Linked DNA regions of Mus musculus: regions 1, 2 and 4 are each linked to region 3. Evidence: chromatin loops called from intact Hi-C (ENCODE). Cell type or tissue: heart. All regions are shown on one strand. Each heading gives the region's core, and the rest is flanking DNA. Links, peaks and the distances in the headings are about the cores only. Region 1 overlaps Ssbp3 (single-stranded DNA binding protein 3). Region 2 holds the start of Mrpl37 (mitochondrial ribosomal protein L37). Region 3 overlaps Tceanc2 (transcription elongation factor A (SII) N-terminal and central domain containing 2). Region 4 overlaps Mroh7 (maestro heat-like repeat family member 7).

What was found. Peaks named below come from ENCODE experiments on the same cell type or tissue, not always from the same donor. Only the 100,000 strongest peaks of a DNase experiment are listed, where the experiment ranks them.
Region 1: it touches region 3 in a loop (6-fold over the local background); 12 of 42 quality-filtered maps call a loop at or near these places.
Region 2: a loop joins it to region 3, with 3 times the contacts of the local background. A loop is called at or near these places in 15 of 42 quality-filtered maps.
Region 4: it touches region 3 in a loop (5-fold over the local background); 3 of 42 quality-filtered maps call a loop at or near these places.

What each region holds. Positions count from the first base shown.
Region 1 is chr4:106,986,095-106,991,094 of GRCm38, forward strand. All of the region lies in intron 4 of Ssbp3 (single-stranded DNA binding protein 3), which reads left to right. Among named protein-coding and RNA genes, the nearest start is that of Gm12786, 39 kb to the right of the region's middle. In heart, for the core only: CTCF peaks have their summits at 2,076 (motif pointing left) and 3,707; DNase peaks (open chromatin) are centred at 667, 1,787 and 2,057; H3K4me3 peaks cover 598 bases; H3K27ac peaks cover 3,201 bases.
Region 2 is chr4:107,064,421-107,070,588 of GRCm38, forward strand. Mrpl37 (mitochondrial ribosomal protein L37) reads right to left here and starts at 2,446. Exons shown (of 7, transcript NM_025500.2): 1 at 2,030-2,446; 2 at 167-350; 3 at 1-80. The coding sequence starts at 2,375. It overlaps Cyb5rl (cytochrome b5 reductase-like), which reads left to right and starts at 2,574. Exons shown (of 7, transcript NM_001346552.2): 1 at 2,574-2,625; 2 at 4,192-4,403. The coding sequence starts at 4,203. In heart, for the core only: a CTCF peak has its summit at 2,896; a DNase peak (open chromatin) is centred at 2,491; H3K4me3 peaks cover 2,107 bases; H3K27ac peaks cover 1,448 bases; H3K27me3 peaks cover 740 bases.
Region 3 is chr4:107,161,296-107,167,463 of GRCm38, forward strand. It overlaps Tceanc2 (transcription elongation factor A (SII) N-terminal and central domain containing 2), which reads right to left. Exons shown (of 5, transcript NM_025617.2): 3 at 4,253-4,394. Among named protein-coding and RNA genes, the nearest start is that of Tceanc2, 14 kb to the right of the region's middle. In heart, for the core only: no CTCF peak of the experiment used is centred there; a DNase peak (open chromatin) is centred at 3,116.
Region 4 is chr4:106,705,848-106,712,015 of GRCm38, forward strand. It overlaps Mroh7 (maestro heat-like repeat family member 7), which reads right to left. Exons shown (of 24, transcript NM_001126487.1): 5 at 5,406-5,489; 6 at 4,111-4,190; 7 at 3,740-3,869; 8 at 2,624-2,719; 9 at 1,904-2,008; 10 at 1,612-1,747. Among named protein-coding and RNA genes, the nearest start is that of Mroh7, 19 kb to the right of the region's middle. In heart, for the core only: a CTCF peak has its summit at 2,792 (motif pointing left); a DNase peak (open chromatin) is centred at 2,804; H3K4me3 peaks cover 399 bases; H3K27ac peaks cover 891 bases; H3K27me3 peaks cover 1,790 bases.

The DNA.
Region 1 (5,000 bases), core at 1-5,000, 180 kb before region 3:
TCATCAGGGAGACCTGGCTACTGGCTCCAGCTCAGTTCCTTGTTGCCTGTCTGCCTTGGTTCCCTCTGTCTCCCATCTCAGCCACTTGGTTGCCTCCTAGGTCTAAAAGTAAAGGCCCTCCCACTCCCTGCTCTGGAGTTTCGGAAAGCCCAGCTCTCTGAACCTAAGCAGCATCCACTCCAGACACAGGGCAGAGGTGATGTTTGCAGAGGGAGGGCTGCCTAAGACCTCACACTTTACACTTTCCATGTGAGGCCTTGGACATTGACTCCAGGGCACAGGCATACGGTTGAGTGCGGTGTGTCCCTTGCTCCCTCCCGGGTTCTAGCTGAAGATAGGAAGGCCAGAGGCAGAACAGCCGACCGGATTCTCAGGCTTTAGAGGAGCGTCCTGGGGCTGTGCTCCCAGCTGCCTCCCATTGTGCTGGAGCCACGCGGTACAGCCCCCTCCCCCAGATCTTCCTCTGGAGAATAAACCATCAGCAGGATTGATTACCCTGCAGGTCCCTAGGCCGCTGTCTCTGGCCTGCATCTGGAGCTGATTTCTGTGGCTTGTAGACCCATTGTCTTGGATGGCTCATTTCCACAAATCAGAGTTGGCTCCACTGCCCTAACCCTAGTGTGACCCCAGATGCATGTTTGTTCGTCCAGTGAACACTTCCTGCTTGAGGAGGGGGGAAAGGCTGAAGTGCACATGAGTGGCTCCAGAGCCACCTCCCTGCTCTGATGCAGACAGGATGTTCCTTCCCATCCCAGCCCCTCCCTAGCCTCCCACCTAGGCCTGCCTTTCTGAAGTAGATTCAAGGAGGATGCATATTTTCAGGAAGTTGGATCCATCACCTGGCACCAGAGGGGAGACTCACAGTCTAATAGCTCCCACAGGGTGTAGTGTTATAAGGCTCTGTGTCTCCCACAACAAGGTGGGAGCTACAAGCAGCCCCTGGCATGGGCTAGGAGGTTTGAACTAAGTCAAAGGCGGCAGCAGCTTATTGGCGAAAGTTTCTAGCACTGTGAGGATCAGTTGTCAGTGGGGCTTCCTTGCACACAGAGGGACTCACTGAGATGTGTCACTATGCAGGGGTCTAGGGGGACTGGACACATGCTCCATGTTAGCCCCTTTAGCCCCTGCTCTGGGCTGGGGGATTTCATGACCTTAAGTTTGTCCCTTCCTTTTTTTTTTTTTTTTTTGGTTTTCGAGACAGGGTTTCTCATTTCTCTGTATAGCCCTGGCTGTCCTGGAACTCACTTTGTAGACCAGGCTGGCCTCGAACTCAGAAATCCACCTGCCTCTGCCTCTCGAATGCTGGGATTAAAAGCATGCGCCACCACACCCAGCAAATTTGTCCCTTCTTGTCACAGTTTTTGTTTGTTTGTATGGTTGGGTTGTTGGTTGGTTGTGTGTATGGTTGGTTGGTTGGTTGTTGGTTGGGCTGGTAAGATACAAAGCTCTCAGGATCTACCTGTCTGTACTCTCCAGTGCTATAGTAGGGCACAGGTGGCCATGCCCAGCTTTTTGTGTGTGTCTTCATGCTTACACAGCACGTGTTCTTACCCACCAAGTTGCCTTACTGGTACGGCTTGTGTGCTGACAGGAATTTAGCTTGTCCTCCACTTGAAGACCTTAGAACTTGACTACAATGTGGGCTCCGGGTGCAGAAGGCCTGTTCCTTCAGTGCAGTGAGTGGCCTCTCTTTGCCTCTCTTCCCAATGGTGATGGAGGATAGAAGCCAGGATGGCTCAGCCCTGTGGCTGGCTGACTCACTTCTGATTAGGGACCTGTGTGGCCAGCGGCTTCCTGCCATTGTTTCCACAAGCTCTTTGCAAGCTCCTCTGTCTTTACAAGCTAAGCTCCACAACAGGTCCTGCGAGTTAGGGAGTCCCAAGAGCACACCAGCACCCAGGGTTCTTCAGGAGCTGCCTCTGGCATTTTGGGCTCATCCTTTCTGGCTTTTGTTCAGGAAAAGAGAGCCCTTTCCGTGGGCATTTGAGCTGCCGTGTGTCGCATGTAGCCTGGTCCTATCTCAGACTCTGGAGCTTGGTGGCTGCCCATGATCAGACCTTCACTTTGCTGCCCCCTTCTGGGACAACCAGCTCTCTACTCAGGGACCGCCTTTGCCTGACCTTCCTCACCCCAGGAAGCAGTATGTCCAGCTGCAGAATTCTTATTGCTTGAGAGCCCCAGAGAAATGGCACTAGGGGTGTATCCCTTCTGCATACTCCTTCCAAGAATGAGGACACATGATGCTTCCTGTAGGTGCCATCACCCCCATCCTCAAATCCAGACCCAAGGGCAGGCAGGCAGGCTTATCCTACCTATCCACCAAAACCTTTCTCCTTGGTGAGACCCATAAGTCGGCCTCTTAGAGCAGGGTGGGTCACTGGCTTGTCATGTGGTGTAGGATACCACCTACAGTTGTTTAGTAGCCCAGCAGCAAAAATGCAGGAACCTATAAAATAGTGGAGGGAAGGAGGAGAGGGAAGGGGAGTGAAAAGGCAGAGCCAGAACTGCAGACCTTCAGAGTCACCCCTTGTGAACCCGACCCAGCAGACCTGCTTCCCACCCGGCTTCTTCCCTCCCTGTGGTCTGGATCCACCCGGCCTTGTAGATTGCATCAGGGAGCCACTTACCCCCATTAAAACTGGGAGGGCCAGGGAGGGAGGAAATGGGCTAGGGTGTGTTGGGAATGTTTTAGCTAATGCAGGGAGTGCTTTTTAAAAGGCAGGTAGAATTTTTTCTTTATAGATCAATTAAAAACCCTTCTTAAAATTAGCCTCTGGGAAGGTGTGTCAGTGGGCTCTTGTTTTCTTATGTCCCACACTCTGCACATCCTCCCTGACAGAAAACCTTAAAATTTTTCTTTCAGAGGTGACCAGTGTTTTTAAATGCCAGGTGATGACCAAGGGAGAGGGACCTTTGACTAGGGTTAAAGTACTGTCCTGGGAGGGTGCGTAGACTCCCTGTGACTCCTCTGGGCCATACAGCTGGCGGGCAGCAGCAGGCACGAAGAGGAACATCTCACCAGAGCCAGGCAGATGGTGTTCACCTGCTCGGGACACACTCCCTGGTCCGGGGCCCTTGGAGTTGCTGAGATAATAACAGACAGCTGCCAGCCCTGGACCTAGATCTGCGGGCATTCAAAGGCATACAAGGTGCAGGGAGACAGAGCCTGCCCAGGCCTCCCCACCCGCCAGGCCCTGCTTTTGTTTGAGAGTTGTGAGCCCCTCCTTTCCCGCACCAACATCCGAGCAACAAGAGCGCTTTAATGGAGGACAGTTCTGTTTTGGAAACGACAAGAAAGCTCCTTGTCAAGTGTGACCTGGCCTTTCCTTTGTCTTGCCTCCCTTCTTTGTGTGTGTCTCCAATGGGTTTTGTTCCAAGGGGCAAAGGAGCTGGACATGGATTTGGTGTGTTCCTGCGGTTTTTCTTTCTGTTTTCTTTTTTGGCAGCAGCTAAAGCTTTTGGTTATTTCTGAGTACAGGACAATTGGGGAGTTGGGGATTCAAGACCACTCCAGTGTCTTTGAGTTACTGAGTGGTGTCAGCAACAGCGAGTGGCAGAGAAGCCAACTTTCTGACCGCCTGGAGATCTCTCAGCTCATTGTATATGTGCGTAAGGACAAAAAATTTCTCATGGCCTTCAGTCCATAGGGGCATTTGCCCAAATATCCTCAGAAGGCAAGGCTAGCTGTTTCAGCCAGCACTCTGCCCTCTAGCTGTGCTCAGGAGGAACTGGTATTGCTTGGTTACCGTGTTAGCCTCCTCCACTGCCAAATAGGTCTGTGCTGGCCAAGGTTATCTGGACCTGGCTCCATCCAGTGTGGGCACTGTGACCAGTGATATTGGGGGGTGCTGAGAGGCAAAATTGGATGTTACTTCCCCCAGGGCAGGACTCAGGCCTGACTCCTTCAGGCTAAGACTCAGGGCAGCTTAGTAGAGGAGTGGTGTTAATAAGATTACAGAATCAGCTTGATCATCTTAAATGCCCCAGCCAGAGCGCTCGATTGTGTACCTGTGCTGGCACCTCTGAGGTGTCCTCAGTTGAGTCACAGGAGCTTGTTCTGTGTGTGCCCCTTAGGGCTTGTCAGAAGAGCAGTATAATTTAGTTGTGGTGATGGCTCAGTCCAGCATTTCATCTCTCTCTCTCTCTCTCTCTCTCTCTCTCTCTAATTATCCCAAGCTAGTGATATTTGTCTTGCATGAACCTCCAGACAGAAATTGTCTTTTATTACACGTTTTTTAAAGACTAGGGTTTTTTTTCTTTTTTAAAGGTTTATTATTTTTATGAGCATTGGTGTTCTCTTCCTCAATGGCTTCGAGGGCACAGAGCCTCAGGAGCCAGAGTTACAGACCACTGTGAGCTGCCATGTGGATGCTGGGATTTGAACTTGGGTTCTCTGGAAGAACAGCCAATGTTCTTAACCACACAGCCATCTCTCTAGCCCCAAAGAGTAGTCTTAAATGGGTATCTCTCAGTCCAGCTCTCTAGGGCCACATAGTAAGACCCTGTCTGCAAAACACACAACAAAACAAAACTGCAACTTAAACAAATCTCTGACTTACTAGAAATCAAAACCCCTTCTACTCTTCTTTTTATTTTAATTATTGATGAATGTCTCTGGTGAGACTTTTGACTTTTTTTTTGGATTGAGTTGAGCTTGAAAATGTCATCTAATGTATTTTTACAAATACAGGAAGAATGAGACAGACAGACAGACATACACACACACACCACACACACCACACCACACATGTGTGCAAGCCTGTACGCAGTATGATCTGATGACAGTCAGTAGGCCTAGGTGTCAGCTGGGGAGCGGCAGGAATGCTGTTTGATCTTTGCTTTTTGGAGCCCCAGGGTTGAAGGTAAGGGCAGAAAAGATAGGTACAGAATAGCAGCAGCAGTCCTCAAGATGTCAGGGTCCCGGCCCTCGCTCCTCTTATAGCTTGCCTCCCCACTTATCTCTGGTGACCTAGGTAAGAGTAAAAATGGCTGGTGTGTTT
Region 2 (6,168 bases), core at 696-5,695, 97 kb before region 3:
CAGAGGTCCGCCTGGCTAGAGAAGGGTGCTTGAGAATCTGGGATTTACACAGCTGTATGAGGCTGTCCACAATGAGTGGGCTTGGAGGAAAGAAGAGATATTTGGAGACTTAAAGCAACATATAACTCCCAACACTCCTCAGTTATCTTATCTGGAGGAAACTTACCAGTAAGTCTCTCTCTTGGGGATGTCCTCAGTGGAGTGCCAAAGCCGGGCATGGGAGATGATATCCAAAACACGCTGTTCTTGGTTCTCTATGTGATTAGCTGGATCATCAACAAGACTAAGCACTTTCTTGGGGAGGCCTTCTATTAACTTGGTCTTAGTAAGCCAGAGAGCCTGCTTCATCCCTGTGGGACAACCAAAAGAAGAGAGAGAGAGAGAGAGGAGAGGGGAGGGGAGGGCTCAGGAAGAGATGTTTATGCCTGTCAGGGAGCACCAGAGAAAAGGCTGCCTCAAGGGACTCTGGTTTTGTTTTTGAGATATCTGAAAACCGAAACTTCCAGGTGGTAAGAGCAGAATACGGGGAATGAGTGCTTAAAAACAGGAGGAGTTCAAACCATGCTCAAGACAGCTGAGTTCCCTGCTGACTCCCCACAGAGAAATCAAAGCTGTGAGACTAGTTCAGTGGATACCAGCCCTTCAAATAAAATCCCAGCTCTGTGATGTTTTTCTGCTAGCAATCTCAAGCCATGTTTTATGGCTCTCTAGCACCTAACAAAATATAAAGTATTTAGAGCTGCCATTTACTGAATGTCACCTCCTGTGCCATGAACTTACCTACAAGTTAGATGGGATTCTGACATGAAGGGGGAAACTTGGACAGACTGAGTTTGCTTCAAGTTGCCTATCTTTAAGGTAATACAGGTAAGAGGAGAACCTGAGACTGTCTACCATAAAGTCCACAGTCTCTCTATAACCCCAGTCTGCTTCTCAGGGCCATATCTCACAAGGGTTTATTGGGATTTTATAAGACCTCTCTGTACATTGAGAAAGTGTAGGATAGAAAATACATTTTCAGACTGGTTCAATGAATGCAATCTTAACTTCTGATCTTTTTTCCTAAAGCACGGTTTCTCTGTGTAGCCCTGGCTATCCTGGAACTCACTCAGTAGACCAGGCTGACTTGAACTCACAGAGATCTTCCTGCTTCTGCCTCCTGAGGGCTGGGATTAAAGGCATGCACCACCATCTCCAGGTGCAATCCTAACTTCTGAAACACATCCATCCACTAGGCATTCGTTGTCAGGGTAATGCAAAGGGGTCGTGTCTGTGAGATCCTTCACAGCACCTCCTGAGTTCACAGAAAATGGTTAATGGCCAAAAATATCAGCTTGCAGGCATAGAAGTGGGCCTTTTAGGAGGCTGGCCTATGGCTATCGATTTTTCCAAACTTATGACTGATTCTCTTAATTTGGCTCCAAACCTTGTTGGGTCTCTGTATTTCCTAGTTATCCTTTGGAATCTCTGCTCCCACAGACTTCAGTTGTTTTTGGTTTTAGGATCTTCCCTATCCTCATCCTGATCCTGAGAGGGTTCAACTCTGGAAAACAGTTCCTGACACTCCTCTTAAGAAACAGAATGACTTTGAGACATTGATGTATCTCCCCCGCCTCCCCACAGGGTTTCTCTGTGTAGCCCTGACTGTCTTCGAACTCATTCACTCTGTAGATTAGGCTGGCCTCCAACTCAGGAAAAGGCTCAAGACATTCTGACCTGTTATTAAGTGGGTAGACTTTTGGGTGCAAATCCTTTCTTTGAAAACATATCCCAGGCCTATTTTAACAAAAGACACCCCCAGAAAAGGAGCGTTGTAGACCTGCTTTATTATCACCTCTCCACGCATGGAGACAAATCCCCTCCTCTCTGCACACATTCTCCATTGCTCCCTTTCACAAACACCTTGATCTGACAACTCTTGGAAGCCGGGTGTTACTCTATTCTACTTCCAGAGGAAGAAACTTCCCCAGGCTCGGGGTCACTGCTGAGCCTGGGACAGCGTCTCCTCCCGTTTGTCCTGAGACCTCACCCTCCAGGAGTCGGCAACGCTGGTGGAAGATGTAGCAGGGTTCTTCCTTGTACAGAGTCTGTTCGTGGATCGGGGCGGCACGGTGGAAGCGTGGGTCATTCCAGCCGCGCTCCCACGGCGGGAAGATCGGCCTCGCCAGCCACGGGACGAAGTGCTTCTTGCCCTCGTAGGTAATGGGCTCCAGACCGGGGATCTCGTACACCCTGTCCAGGGGGCGAGGCTCGGGCTTCCGCGTGGAGCGCACGCCCCACTCATACGCCCCACGTTTCGGAGTCCCGTAACCTCCGAGGCCGAGCCTTCCAGAGCCAGCGAGTGCCCGCAGAGCGGGCCCGGACGCCAAGGCCATACCGACTCCGTTTCTACAAAACCTCTACCTGGACGCCGCCATCTTTGCCCGTGCAGGGACTGCTGGGAGCCAAAGGGGCGGAGCGCAATGACGGGTTTTTGCGAATGACAGACACTTCACCCAATCACAATTAGAATATGCTTGCTTTGTCCCCGCCCCTCAGGCAGTTCCCATCCTTATTGGTGGAACCTGGAAGGTGCTCTTTGCTTGGGGTTTCTGAAGTGCCACACGTGAAGAAACTTGCTGGTAGGTAGGTGAGCGCGGTGGTGGAGCTCGCGGCCGGCGCGGAGGAGCGTAGGGACCTCAGATCTGTACTTTGCACGCCTTTGACCCTTAGGCATTTAGAACGTGAGAGGGCCCGGTCTCCTCGCTGTAAAATTAGGAGTTAAAATGCCTTAGCGGGTCCGACGCCTCATGAGTTCTGGAACTGCCATCCTTTCCGCCCTTCTCAGCGTTGCCCACACTTTCCTGGCTGCGGCTTCCCAGAGCCTGCGAGTGGCCCGGGTACCTCTTTCTATGCCAGCTTGGCGGCCGACTGCTGGCACTGCGGCTCGCCCGGCGCCGAACGCGAGTTACTTTTGCTCTGCTGCTGCTAAGTTTTCCGATTCCCGGAGGCGGGTCCAGTGCACTGGCTTCTGGCAGGCTCGCTGCGGGGGTCAGAGTGAGGACTGTGCTAAGTAAGCATCGGGTGGGCATAGGTTGAGGGACCACCGAGTGAGTACATGAGTGCACGACGTGAACGGTGGCAACACACACATGCTTCCTGTCCCTTAGGTCTTTTCTCTTGTTTGACCACTGTCAGAGTTGCATTGTTTAGTGACCGGCCCGTGAACTCTCCCTGGCTTCTAGAGCAGTTGCGTGACACACACTTTAGGTTAACAAATGAATACATAGTAGAACAAATAAGGTGCTTGGTAATGACAAGGGGAACACTTGAGAAGGTCTCTGAGAGGAGATGACCTTTCAGCCAAGGCCTGAAGAGTAGGGATAAGCATCCAGGGCGAGGCTGCAACAGGGATTGTGCCTCCCAGATGGGAAGGAACTTCATCTTTAAAATTGTGCATGAAGTGGCCACCTTGTCTACCAGTTTCCAAAACGACTGAGACAATAGGACTATTTAACCCCCATGAATGCAAAAGAGGCAGAGGACAATATGACTAACACTCAGACTACCCAGCAGTTTACAGTTAAAGCATTTTCATTTGTCTTAGTACATCTCCTTCCCAAATGCTAAGAGTAATTGCCATAAAGAGAGGCACCATTCACTCAGTTATCTGATGCACAGTACAGATGGAGTGACTGGATGAGTATAACACCGTGCTAGGTCTTAACAAGGACAGGGACCGTGTCCTGTGCCTTCTGCCTTACAACACCAAATCCTGTACCCAGCTCCCGGACTATAGAGGGAACGAACACTCACCAGGCCATGGGAGCTTCCTGTATGCCAGGTGTTTGGCAGAATACAGAAAGAGTGAGACACCAACTTCATTCTCACTGGTGGCCCAGCCTCAGAAACACACCAAAGTCAAAGAGCTCCTGCACAGTAGGAGAGGCCTTCTGAATCCAAATTCCCCGCCTCTGCTTAGATTTACACACACACAAAACCCCAATAGTTATAAGCAGTAAGCATGCCCCCAAATGACAGCAGATCCTCTGGTTAAGCCATCCCTGTCCCTATAGCCTGGTGGGCCTTGGGGAGAGTGTGAGAGAGAGAACAGAGTACAACCCCCACATCTTCTTTCTCCCAGGCGGACAGCAAAGAGAGGCCTGGCTTATTCACTTGTGTCCTCCCCCCTCCCACCCCCTATTGCCCAAGCCCCACTGACAATGGCTGAGACGGAGGAGGAGGAGGATTCTGAGGCTTGGCTGCGGTTGAAGCCTGTGGAGCCCTTGCCCTCCCAGTGCTGCGGCAGTGGCTGCTCGCCCTGTGTTTTTGACCTCTACTACCGAGACCTGGAAAGATGGGAAACAGCCCGAGCCAGAAATGACAGGAGCCTGCTGAGTGGGAAGCAACCACCTGAGAGCCAGGTGAGGAGTCCAGAGTGGCCATATCTATCTGGCCCTGCCCCGCCCTGCCCTGCTCAGTGCCCCTGCTATGGGAAGCCTTCCCTGACTAGTCAGTGGTGAGAAAGAAGTCCTTATAATGGAAGCAAATAGATCCAAGGACCTGAAATCAGCCTGTTAGCTATGTGGATATAGTCTAAGTCCCTTAACCTTGTGCCTTTATTTTGCCATCTATAAAATGGACCAAGTTATTTGTAATGTTTAACGCCAAACCTAATGATTATTTCACTCAACAGATATCCATTGAATACCTGTTATACACCAGGCCCTATAAGCCAATGAGGATTTGTGAGTGAGCAAGGCATAGTCCTTGCCCTCAAAAGAGCACACTAACTTGGTACGATACAGACAGGTAAATAGGGCGTGTTGCTGTTACTCTGGAGCCCAATGGCTTTCTCTTCCCTTTCTAAGCCTTCGTTCATTTTACAGTAGTTCTGTTCAGTATGTAGTGGCTCTGTAATCACCTGTGGTAACAGAAAATTACGCGGTATTACAAAATTTGGTAAGTCTTACAAAACAGCTCTTTTTTTCTCTCTCTCTCTCTTTGGATTTTCAAGATAGGATTTCTCTGTATAGCCCCGGCTATCTTGGAACTCCCCTCTGTAGGCTGGCCTCAAACTTAGAAATCCACCTGCCTCTGCCTTCTGAGTGCTGGGATTAAAGGTGTGCGACACCGCCACGCAAAACAGCATATTTCAATCTAATAATTTTATCTTTTAAATTGTAATGAAGTAATAATAATTTACTAATTTCCCTAGTAATTTACATTTTGGAAATGCATACACAAAATTGGGTGTGGTGGCGTACTCTTTTAATCCCAGCACTTAGAAGCTAGAGGCCGGAGAATCAAAGACTCAAAGCCAACCTTGGCCAACTAGGAGTGAGGTCAGTCTGAGCTACATGAGACCCTGTCTCAGAGGCAGGGGGTGAGGAGACAACAGGCAAGCAGGCAAGCTGGGTGGTAGCCGTGGTATTCAGAGAAGGCTTCCCATAGAAGACACAGGGAGGGCTTGGGATGTTAGGGGCAATGAGCATGAATTTGAGTCCCTGCTCACGGTTGACTGTTAGATTTCCACTAGGGACTTCTCAGGCCATGCTCACCTGCTGCAGCCTTTCTCTCTCTACCCTCACAGCTTCTGTGATGGCTGTCAGGTGTCAGGCAGGCTCCATACTGTGACTGTCTGTGACTCTAATTCTCACATCCCCAAAGGAAGTTTACTGAGGATCCTAATCAGGGCTACATATTATGGACGCAGGTTAACTGAGGGATGGACCTTTCTCCCTTCTCCTGCCTCCTGGGAATCAGACAACCTGACTGCCACTGGGTATCATGGCCTACTCATCAGCTACAAGACCTGAGACCTCCCTTTTCTCTCTGAAGCCTGTAAGAGGAACCCCCACTTAGCTTCATGAGCCTGAGCCTTCTTTGGAACTCCCGCCATAATATCTGCCTCTGCTGTTAATAACTCTGTTCTCAGAAGGACAGTCTACCCCAGCATTCCTCCTGAAATCCAAAACCTGAGACGTTTCAGGCCTCAGCGTCCCCATATGTGATACAAGGATGTTAGACTGGATCGTCTCTAAGGCGCCCTCAGTTTTTCAACTCTCTAGCTCTGGAACTGACTAGATCTGAAGGATGAGCAGGTGTTTTGTACAGGGGATACACTATGAACAATAAAGACCTTGAGGTAGGTGTGCAATGACAGGTGGCTTTGGGAGGGGGAATGAA
Region 3 (6,168 bases), core at 455-5,454:
GCAGGCCCACCTAGACCTGCTGCTGCCACCCTCCCCAGCCATTCATGCTCTAGTGCGCTGTTTCGGGACTTCAGGTTTTCCCTTCCTTCCTCAGGCCTCGGCCTGAAACGAACAGGAGCTCATTCCGACCTACGGAAAGCACGTGTCTGTGAAAACCCTTCCCACTCCACGGAGAGAGAAGAGTGCCGTTGCACCCCCACGGGCTCCAGTGCTCGGCCTGACTTGCGTCTTTTCAAAGGTCAACTGTAAGTATACAGTCACATGCTTCCTTTCTAAGCAAGACCTGAGGATCTTACCAACACAGACCAGGCATCACTCTCTGGCATTCAGCATAAGGCGCAAGTTAAGGTCCTTGATATGTGTCAAGTGAGTGAATTATTCCAAGGCCCTTGCTGATTGTCACACTGCTCATTAGTTTAACAGAGACCTCGCCCTGTAAGCTTCCTACGATGCTAACTCCTCCCACTCGACTGGATCCTTCTCATTAGTGTTCAACATCCCTTAAAACCCTGTTCCCATCCATTTCCTTCCTCTTCCTCTTTCTCTTCCTGTCACTCCTTCTCCTTCTCAGAAGCATTTTTCTTTTCTGCGCCCCTCCTTTGCTCCTCAAGCTCCTGCCCCCAACCTTGCTTCTGAGACTGTACTAAAATTACTAATCACTTTTTTTATAACCTATTCCATTTTTAGACTAAGCTTATTTGACACAGTGATAACCTCAGATATGACTGACCGTACCTCCCTCAAAACCCTGCCTCTTTCCTTTAATTCCAATGACAACATTCTCTTCTGTTTCTCAGTATGGTCCTCTAAACCCCTTAAATATATCTGAGTGCATCAGAATTTTGGACTTGGCTCCTTGTTTTCCTTACAGTTACCCTGCAAAGGCTTATCTATTTCTGTCTCCTCACTACCTATATGTTAATAATAATAAATAATTCCCACTGAAATGGTTATAATCTTTTTCTTTAGTTTCAGCTTTATCCATCCAATACCTTTTCTGTTTGGTTTGTTTTGTCTTGTGAAACAGGGTTTCTCTGTGTAGCCCTGGCTGCCCTTGACTAACAGATTTCCTAGACTCTTCCTCCTGACTGCTGGGATTAAAGGCTGCATCCAATATCTTTTTGGACATTTCCTCTGGGATGTTCTATGGTTCTAGAGGAAATAGGAAATATGAAAAAATGAAAATGGCTTTGAAATAAAGAGCTCTGGAGTTCCAGGACAGCCAGGGCTGTCTTGAAAGACAAAAAAAAAAAAAAAAAAGAAATAACGAGCTCATGAATGAGTTAGAATCAGCAGAAGAGAGAATTGGTAGTTTGGAAGAAATTACCTAGAATGCCAAGAGAGACAACAGGATAAAGACTATGGCATAGAACTATGAAGAACAGGGTTAGCACCGTTCTTCCTGTAGGCTCTCAGGAGGGACTAGAGAAGAGAGAATGGGGATAAGCCAGGAGTGGCAGCTCAGGCCTGTGACCCCAGCACTTGAGAATCTGAGGTAAGACAATCACAAGTTTGAGGCCAGCTTGGATACATAGTGAGTTTCAGGCCAAGCTGGAGTACACAATGAAACTCAGTTTCATAAAAACCAACCAAAGAAACAAACAAACAATAAATTTTGGCTTCTGTATCGGTTGTTGTTTTATTTTCTTGTTCTTTTTGTATCTCTGGCTCTGGGGACTTCAGCTGCTGTGAGGCGCAGCCATAATGACAGGTCTATGTGACAAGGAACTAAGGGCCTTCTCTGAGCAAGCCTCTAAAGTGTGCCTCTAGGAAGGCCCTCGGATGACTGAAGCTCTAAGCAACAGTCCGATAACAAGCTTTTCAAAGACAAGGAGGGGTGGGGTACGCCTCTGATCACAGTTTTTAGGAGATGGAGATAAGAGAATCACTAACTGTAAGAGCCCCTACCACATCACACCAAACCAAACCCACTCTGAGCCGGAACCACTCCAATACACTGGCTCCTGAATTGCTGACCATCAGGGAAACTATGAGAAACAATACTTAAGCAGCTACATTTTAGGGAAGTTTTATATAGTAATAGATAACTAATATATTGTCAGATTGCTTATGAAAAGCCGTCTCCATCTGGTTCAGACCGTCTCTCAGCTGCATTTCTTGCCATACTCTCTGGCATATTACATTTTAAATACACCTAACAACTCAGAGCTCTTGGAACACGACCATGTTCTCTCCCGCACCTCCAGCCTCCACTCAGCTTCCAGGACGCATCCTCTGCCTGACACATTCCTCAACACGCTCTTCCCTGCTTCCACACACTTGGCTAACTTCTCCCCATCGTCAGAGCACTGTCTTATTAAACTGCCTACGTTTCCGTCAGATGTAAAGCTCCAGAAAGAAGGGAGCAATTCCTGTCTCCCTTATACCCCATAGCTCCCAGCACACAGAAGACACTCCGTAGATACTTGGTGCTTACATCCCACAAGGTAGGGAGGCAGGAAGGCTAAAAGTTGAAGCATAAACATTCTCAGGAAGTGATCCAAATAAGCTTTTTATCTGATATAACTGTAAAGGAACCAAGAACCCTCAGCAGTCCATGCAATTTCAAGTTTAAGGAAGGCTCAATAAGGTCAGGGTTCAAAAGTTGGACGGGTTCCAATTCCTGCTAAGTCAAACCTCTTGGTAGTTCTATTCCGGCCCTTAGCTGTATTCTCTAGATACCTGACACACCCATTCTTGAAAACACTCACCATACTCGGCGGTCAAACAAATGGTTTTTCAAAATCCTCCCCTGTTCCATCTTTTAGGACAATCCTAGCTTATTATGTTGAGATTTAAGATCTGATCACATATGGCATCTGTGGTATATGTCTAAACAGGATCACATACATACATATATGCATCAATAAACACATCACAAAATATTAAACACTAGTACCCTCTACTGGTGGAAAGACCTTACAGGCTCATGTGAATGGTCACATTGCCCTCTAGCGTCCACAACCTATAAAGACAGCAAATCCTGCAGCAGATGGGTAGCATCTCCTTGGCTATAATGATAGGGTTTTATATTCTTTAAGCATCTAATTTCCTCAGATTCTGGTTTATATTACAGGGGTGCAACTCTAAGACTCTTGGGGGCTCCCTGGGGACTCTGTAAAGCTCTTCCCAGCTGTTAGTGACAGGGTGATGCTGCTCAGAGGTCAAGGGGAGGCAGAGGAGGCGATGGCTGCACTGGGGAGGGCAGGAGCAGCAGCTGTGAAGGACTGCCCTGGACTCCCCGGGGAGCTGAGAGCAGCTCGAGGAACACATGTTGTTCTTCCCGTGCATATTATCCACAGTTGTGTGCTGTACTAAAACGGCAACTCAACGCACTCCCTCCCTCACCTCTGAAATCTCTCCAAAGCTATAATAAATGACATGGTGGCAAATGTTGCTATCGTTTTGTTTTATAAACAAGGCTTCGCCAGTTATTGCCACTGATGGCAGATTAAGCTGAGTTTCTTTCAGGATTTAACTGAATCACCACCTCCTCTATGAAGCCTTTCTGAAGTCCCCAGATTGTAGTGACTGCCCTATCCTTTCCGATTGCATGCAGACTCTCCAGATCCAGTGGACAGAGGGTCACATGTGCTTATTTATAGCTACAGTGGGGTACCACTGCTGTATGTCTACACCACCGCCTCTCTACCAAACCCTCAGCTCCTCAAGGTCACAACCAAGTCTTAATCATTTTGCACAGTCAGCATCAAGCACACTCCAAATGTTACCTGTATGTAGTCTATATGGTAAGCACAGATATTGGACATATGCTTTTAAAACCTTATATAATAATAGTTATCTTATGCTAGCAACTCCGCTAACTCTAATCAAAAGGTGGGAGAGATATAGTAAGGTGGCCTGACAACTTGAGTTAGATCCCAGGACTCACATGTTGGAGGGGAAGAACAAACATCCACTAACGTGTGCTCTGACTGCCATGTGCACATTGTGGCAAACACACACCCAAGCCCATCCCCAACACACAAGAAAATGAAAGCAGAAAGTTTAAAAGATTGAGGACTGTGTTTTGTGTACTTCACTTCAGTTTAAAAATTGTTTTTACTATATATTACTATATTTTACATATGTCACTATTTTTTACTATAAATCCCCAGCCTGAGGCTAGTACAGTGTTCTAAACAACGGTCCCCTCCAGCAAGTGTGGAAAGCACAGATGGGTCAGGTAACTCATGGTGTACAGGAAGAAGGGAGACACTCTGGAAGTACATCTCAGAGGCCAGGAGCATACCTATCCTTGTGGATCTCAACACCTCCCTCGAGGGCATTTTCTTCTTTAATTCTTGTAAGGCAGCAACTAGGTTTTCTTTGGTTTGATCAGGAAGCTCCAACATAGTTTTCCATCTTTTTATGTCTTCTATAACCACAACTCTCTGCAAAAAAGAACAGTTATTTGGAAAATGGAACCCTTTCATTAGAAAGACATCTGCCTCCACCTGAGCTAATGGCTCTCCTATTGACATATGAATTATTGATTATGACCTGAACCAAAGCAGTGTGTCTGATGGCCCCAAATGAGGGGTAATTGCTTAGAGGCAGGCCTGCTTACTGCAGATCTGGGGAGTTGCATCTATTAGGAAAAGTGCAACTTTTCATCTCACCGTGCCGGGCACCATGGCACATCCCCCATGAGAGGTGAAACAGGAGAGAGGAATGAAAACGGTGAGTGCTAAGGCGGATCACCCTCACAGCTCACTCAAGTGTCCTAATTTATGCACAGAGCAGAGAAGCCATAAAGCCATGCTTACTTCAACAGTAAAAAAAAATTACACGAACAGTTCCCCACTTCCCAGAGGAGAAAACTCAACTTTTTTTTTTTTCCTGAGAGAAAGAAAACTTCTTTTTAAAAAAATTTCAAACACACAAAAAGGTACAGAGAGTAAACCACTACTTAATGAGATTATAATTTTACCATTCCTCATAAAATAAAGCATTATGAAATTTAAGTCCCTTTACACCCTCCGCAAACACACCTCCCTCCATCCTTCCCAGAAGCTGCCGCCTTAAGGCTGATCCTCACGCTTCCATTCAACGCTAGGGATCAGGAACATGGGGGAAGAAGATGGGAAAGCTTCTATACTGTTATGTGATTTTTCTGTAATTTTGATATAGTTAAACTAAGGACTTCTTAGTAAACAAAATTGGCAGACAAAAAGTAAAAAAGTAAAGTAGCTTTCATAATTGAAAATTAAATATCTTCGAGCCGGGCATGATGGCACACCCCTTTAATCTCAGCACCCAGGAGGCAGAGGCAGGCAGATCTCTGAGTTCGAGGCCAGCCTGGTCTACAGAGTGAGTTCCAGGACAGCCAGGGATACACAGAGAAACTATGTCTCAAAAAACCAAAAGAAGGAAAAGAAAACAAAGACAGGAAGAAGGAAGGAAGGAAGGAAGGGAACAAAAGAAAGAAAGAAACAAACAAACATCTTATCTTGGATGTCTATTACCCTGGGAGAGGGCAGCCGAAGGTCAGGAAGGACCTAGAAGCTTTGAGGGCTCTGGTAGTGTTTATCTTGATGTTCACATCATGGACGTTCCTCACCACACTTGGCACGTGTACAGTGTTTCACATAAAATTGCAATATAGCCATGCCATAAAGATAATCCCCATTAAAACGTTATCTCCTTCCCTTGGGGGAGAACATGGGGTCTGCTTCTAGCTTAGAAGCCAAGGGTGAAATGACGGTTCACCTGTACCCTATCTCCAGGCTCCCAGCCTGCTAGCATTAGTTTTGCTTTCTGGGTTCAATGCTAGGAGGGGAGCAAAGAAAAGATTTGATGTCACCATGGTTTGGGTGTCTCTGAACTGGAGGGCGTTTTTAAAGATGACTCTTCCCTGATAGGATGACTTCTGCAGGTCCCTGGAAGGCTCTCTGCTGAGAACTTACCTGAAGCAACTATTATTATTGGTGATGATTCTTGTAGCTGTCACTTCACACACACACACACACACACACACACACACACACACACACACACACACACACACACACACACACACAAATAAGAGCAGGGAGGAGACCTACAGGAAAGGTGAGCAAGATAGAGTAATAGAATACATGTGACATGAGAACAGAAGGGTTTTTTTCCCCTGGGAGGAAGAGGTTGAGTTAGAATGGAAGGACAGTGGGAAGGGAATAAGGAAAT
Region 4 (6,168 bases), core at 498-5,497, 460 kb before region 3:
CCAAGCTAATGCCCTTCTCCTCCAGCGTCACTGTGGCCTGGGGCTCTCCCAAGAAGTACAAGGCACTCAGCTCAACCTGAATAGCAGCAGGACAGATCATACTCAAAAATATTAAAAATGACTCCGTGTCCGCCAAATGTGGATTCAATTAATCTGGGTGTCTCACATCTCCAGCCACCATTGGCAGCCTCGCTTTGGACTATACTCTCCCTGTCCTAGGGCTAATCAACATTATAGCCTACCGAAGCTAGAGAGATAGCTCAGTGGTTAAGAGCAGTAACTGTTCTTCCAGAGGTCCTGAGTTCAATTCCCAGCAACCACATGGTGGCTCCTAACCAAATGTAACGGGACCTCTTCTGGTGTGTCTGAAGATCGCTACAGTGTATTTATATACATTAAAAAGACCCGGGCAGTGGTGGCACACACCTTTAACCCCATAATCCCAGCATTTGGGAGGTGGAGGCAGGTGGATTTCTGAGGCCAGCCTGGTCTACTGAGGGCTACACAGAGAAACCCTGTCTCAAATATAACCCCCACCCCCCAAAAAAAGACACACTGTAGCCTACTTTTCACCCACCTGTTTAAAAGACATGCATGCCTCCAGGCCAGTGGAGAAATCTCTTAGGAAACATTGCCCCACATGCTAGCAATGAGAAAGAATAGGGACCCCAGACATATCCCAGAAAGTGGGGGGCACGAAGAGAAGAGAGTTCTATTCGACAAGCACCTATGACATGGGACCCTGAGCTGATCTCTTCCCATGAACTCGTTTGAAGAATACCATTTAATATTTCAAAAAGCACTCAACCATAATCCTGTAACAGATGAGAAAATCTAGAAAAATATACAGAAGAGGTCACTCAAGCTGGGAAAGTCGAGAGCCAAAACCAGGTGTGACATGCAGGCCACTCTGCCTTCAGAGTCAGGAGAAACTAGGAAACCAGCCAAGGTTTCCTGGTTGATATAGAATCGGGACTAAGGAGAAAGAACGGCAGGAGGTTGAAGGCAGCCTGGAAACCATCTCATGAGCTCCCTGAAACCTAACCTCAGGCTGTGCTTTCACTTACAGGCTCCAGACTCTAATGTAGGACCTGGTCTTCATTAGGTCCTATGCATATTCACTGAATAAGACCATATGCCAGCCCATGGCTAGACTCAGAAAGAACAGAGAATCCTGCCTTACCCTCATGGCATTACAGTCTAGTAGGAAAGACAGACAAAGGAAGAAGACATCAGGGCCATCATACCTAGGTGCACATGGTACATTAGAAGGAGAAATCAAGGTTGGAACAATATGGGAAAGCTTAGCCAACTGAAGGACAGCTCCTGTCGTGATAGAGTTGTTGTCTAACAGGGCAGTACATGCCTGTAGTCCCAGTACCTGAGACGCTAAGTCAGGAGGATTAAAAGTCAGGGGCCAGAGCTTAAAAACAAACAAACATGAAAAACAATGGCTAGTTTGTACCTCTGCTCCTGGTTCCATGGAGATAGGAGTTTCCCATCAGCTCCTAATCCCCATCTGACCCATTCTGCCTGCCTCCAACTGCCCAGCCGTACCACCATGCTCCCCTCCCTAGCTGTGCAGTGGCTAGGGACCTGACTTGGGCATACGTTTCTGGAGATCCAGGATGGTGTAGAGGATGGTGATGCCGTCCAGAGCCTCCCGTCCGATCTCCTCATCAGGATCCCCGATTCGAAGAAGGAGCCTCCCCAGCAGAAGACCCAGTGTTGGGAAGCCCGAGGATATCTGTGAGTGTCACAATCACAGGGAGGGAGTCTATAGCTACATAGTGCAGGGCAAGAAGACCTGCCCAGCTGCAGAAGATCAACTGAGAAGTCACCGGAATGCCCCCACCCCCGAACACCCACTAAGAATGGCAGGGTCACACCCAGGAACACTCACTAAGAATGGCAGGGTCACAAGTGTGTGGTTCAACACAGAGACGTTGCTGTTCACAGCCCGAGCCCGCTCGTGGGCCTTCCCAGAGTTCATCCAGGGCCCTAGGGGCTGTGGGGACAAGGGAGAGATTCTGCTACCATTGTCTGCCAGCCCCTGCTGTCTGTGGGTAAGTCAGTAATCTGCAAGAAGCTTCCAGAAGAAGAAAGAAGGCAATTTGCCACCGTCTTCCTTCTCTTCCTGAGGATCAATGACAGGTGGGGTTTGAGCTGAGAAGGGGACTCAGAGCAAAGGAAGGGACGGGGTCAATGAAGAGAGAAGAGACATGGATAACAATGGAGAAAGGGGTGGGGCAAGAGCAGTGGCTGTAGGGGAATTGCAGACAGTGACTCAGGAAGCTGAGATAATAGGATCAAAAGTTCAAGGCAGTGCTGGGCAATTCAGTGTGACTGTGTATACAGATAAACAAGGAAAGAGGGAACAGGACTCTGCTGTGGCTCAGAGGTAGAGGGCTTGCCTCGCAGGTACAAGGGTTTGGGTCCAACCCTCAGCGTCACCAAAACTAAATAACAGCGTAAAATACAACATGGAAGCAGGGCACTGGCTCAGGATGACGCCACTCCTTCAGAGCCCACCTCCCACTTGTATGAAGCCATTTTCCTACTTCCTTCTCCCTTTCCCTGCTTGCCCCGTGTCGTCCCCACCCCCCCACCCCCCACGCCGCACCTCCAGGATGCTCTTCAGCCCAGTAGGAGTGGGGTCTTCAATAAAGAGGGCATTCAGAAGTTTCTGCAAGGAATCCAAGGTCTGGTAGTAAAGGATCTGTGGACAGGAGGACAGAGCTGCTGGGAGCTTGTTAGACACCACCGCCCTCTGCTGGCACGACTTGTAACTACAAGGGGCTGCCAGTTCCTTCCACAGCAAGGATTCTGGCCATGACTTTGGGCCCTCTCAGGCCACCAGCTTGAGAATCCAGAACCCAGACGCTATCTTATCTGTCTGTGTGGCCTCACCCCTACCTATTATACAGCACGCCTGTCAGAGTCCCTGTCCCCCCACCCTCCAGTCTTCAGTCACATCACTTATCATCCTGGCAGTTGGCATGGGTTCTGTACAGGTTCTCTGCCACCCTCTTCCAGGAAACCACGTGCTCCATCCACCCTAGGCCATGTTCCTCATCCCATACTCTTTTTGATACCCCATGGTTTATGCTTGCAGCACTGACTACTGCGGAGATTTTTGGGTACTGGGTTCTTTGATGGCATCCATCTCCTCCACCGTCACACTACTGCGAGACTACCGTAGTGACCTGGAGAGGAACATGGCTAATACCTGCTGAGAGAAAGGGTAGCCGAACAGCTGGACCCCCCCTCTCACTCAACATCCCGCTTGACCCTAGCTCTCCTTGCATCTTATACCTTAGTATCCCCTGCTGTGGTACCTCCAGGAATGATTCTGCAGAGACTTAAAGATGCTCACCAAACCCCCTTTGAGGCTCTGTTCTCCAGGTCTCTGCCCAGTTTCCCCCAGTCTTCTTCCATAGAGCACAGTCCTCAGTACTACCCTCTTATCCTGCCCACTTCCTACGGCCTTACAGCATCTATCTATATCCCTGATACAGGACAGGGCCCTCCTAAGGAAGCCATTACTGCAACAGTTCACCCTTCTGCTGAATAGCTATCAAGTATCTGTTCAGACTGTCGCAGGTGACGTGAGGTGCTCCGGGCCACTCAGCCAAGGAGTAAGGGAGACCATCTATAGAAAGCCCCCACTCACCCCTGAACCTTGTCCCTTCTGAGGATGTCCCCAAACCTAAAGCCGAACCAGGAGGGTCCAGCTCACCTGGATGACTTCGGCCTTGGACTCGTCCTTCTCCTGCATGGCCTGCACGGAGGGCAGTGAGAACACGCTCCGCACACAGGTGTTCACCAGCTCCACCCTCTCCCGCACGCTCAGGATAGGCTTGGTGTGACTGAGAGAGACAGGATGCCAGGTGTGGAGTGAGGGGGGGGGCAGAGGATGCAGCATGGGGAAGGGGACACCTGACTTAGGGAGGGTCACCCGAGATTAGATCCACAGGAGAAGGTGGGGTGTGAGCAACGGGTGTGGAAGTATCAGGGTCCACAGGGAACTGGGCAGGGGGAGAGGGAAAGGCTCGGAGTGGACAGGGGTGTGAGAAGGGGCAGAGTGTGGAAGAGAAAGGACAGGGATACCTCAGCTGTGCCAGGATCTCCATAGCCTGCCGTCGAGCAGGACTCAAAAGGGAATCCAGCGGCTCCTCCTGAATCTGTCTCTGGATGGGGACCATAGAGCCAGTGAGAGCCAGCTTGGGGGCTGACTTCCGGGCTCTGACAGCAGGCCATGCAGGCCCTTGGCCTGGGAACACTCCCCCACTGGGCAGTTAGGAGAGCCAGCTTTCTGCCCAGATCAATGTCAAGCCCTCAGTTCAAGACCACTCTAAACAGTCTATGCCCTGATCTGCGCATTCCATATGGAGAGCACCAGGAGAATAATTCCCATGGTGCCCTTCTGGTGACAGACCACTAAACCATGGAACTGACCCAAGCAAGAAGCGCCAGGCATGGCCTTTGAAAGCTGTCCAATTAAAATTCCCAAATGTCCTAATTTTTTCACTTCATATTTAATACCTACACATAGTAGATGTTCGACTAATGCTAGTGAAAGTTAAATATATCAAAGGACGGGACTTTCGCCATTTTTTGTGTATCATATATGGGCAGATGTGTATGCAAGATGTGTGTGTGTGTGTGTGTGTGTGTGTGTGTGTGTGTGTGTGTGTGTTCATGTGCACATGCAGGGGCCAGAGGTATTATTCAGGAGCTATGAACCTTGGTTTTTGAGGCAAGGGCTCTTGCTAGGATCCAAAGCTGGTCAGTTGGTCTAGTCTGATTGGCCAGAAAGCCTGTATCTGTGTCCTCAACACTGGGATTATGAATGTCACCACGAGTGGTTTTTATGTGTGTTCTGGGGCTCAAACTCAGGAAGTCTTTCTTGTGAGGCAAACGCTGCTGGTTGAGTTAGCTCTGTAACTCCTTTCCCTCTCTTTAAGGATCATAAAACTGACTACAACTATGTAAGCCTCCATGGCTATTGGGGCCCAGTCTCCTCCTAATGAGTAACTAAGAGGAGACTGTTTTAGGGAACCCTCTGAAGTTGCCCATCAAGAGGGCTTTCTGCATGGAGAGGTGAGAGAATGGGTTCATGATAACCGTTCTCTGCTGCAATGAACTAGCCACTGGGTTAAGTCCTCCCACAGGCAAAGATGCGGGCATAAACGCACCCATTTGTAAGATGGCAAGAGTGGGGCTCAGAGAAGGGCAACAACTTGTCCATACTCCCTCTTGTCGGGTGTGAGCAGCGAGAGGTGGACAGAACTGAGCCTCAAATCTGAAGTGCCTGCCTCCTGTTCCTGTCCTCTTCCCAACTCACCCAGCTGTCACCCTCAGAACTCCACCCCAGTCCCACAGGCCCGCCTACAGCTCTTTACCATCATCATCTTCACGGTTGCCTCCTTTTCTTCTTTCATTTCCACCATTTCCTGATTCTTCTGGTAAGTAATGATGTTCGCTACCTTCAGGCCAGTGGGAAGCAGAGCCACTCGGTGAGACCACCATTGAGTTCTGCCCTCCCCTTAGGCAGCATAATGCAGCACCCTCTAGCCACCCAACACCTACAGCCCACGGAGGTAGCTCTTCCCCAACCACCCAACCCTGGCATTGGCCCATGTCTAGGTTTGGTTTCCCGTTGCATGCCTTTAATCCCAGCACTTTGGAGGCAGAGGCAGGCAGATCTCTGTGAGTTGAGCTCAGCTTGGTCTACATAGTGAGTTTCAGGACAGCCAGAGCTACAAGGAGACCCTACATAGTGGTGGAGAAGTCACAGAATAGAAGCTTTAGACTAGTGGTCACATGACATTCATAGTCAAGGAGCAGAGAGCAAAGAATGCATGTAGTCAGGCGCTCAGCTCGCTTTTTCCATTCTTGGGGCAGTTCAGGATCTCTTGCCTAGGGAATGAAACTACCCACAGTGGGTGGGGATTTATGACTCAACTGATAATATCAAGATAATCCCTCACAGACATGCATGTGACCTAGGCAATCTCTCTTTGAAACTTTCTTTCCTTGTGATTCTTGATTATATCAAACTGACAATTAAAACTATCACAGCCCAAGAAAAGGGACATGTTTCTTCAAGGAGTGTTTGGGTGGATAAAGGTTGGTGGAAACTCTTGATGGTCAGGTGGGAAGGAT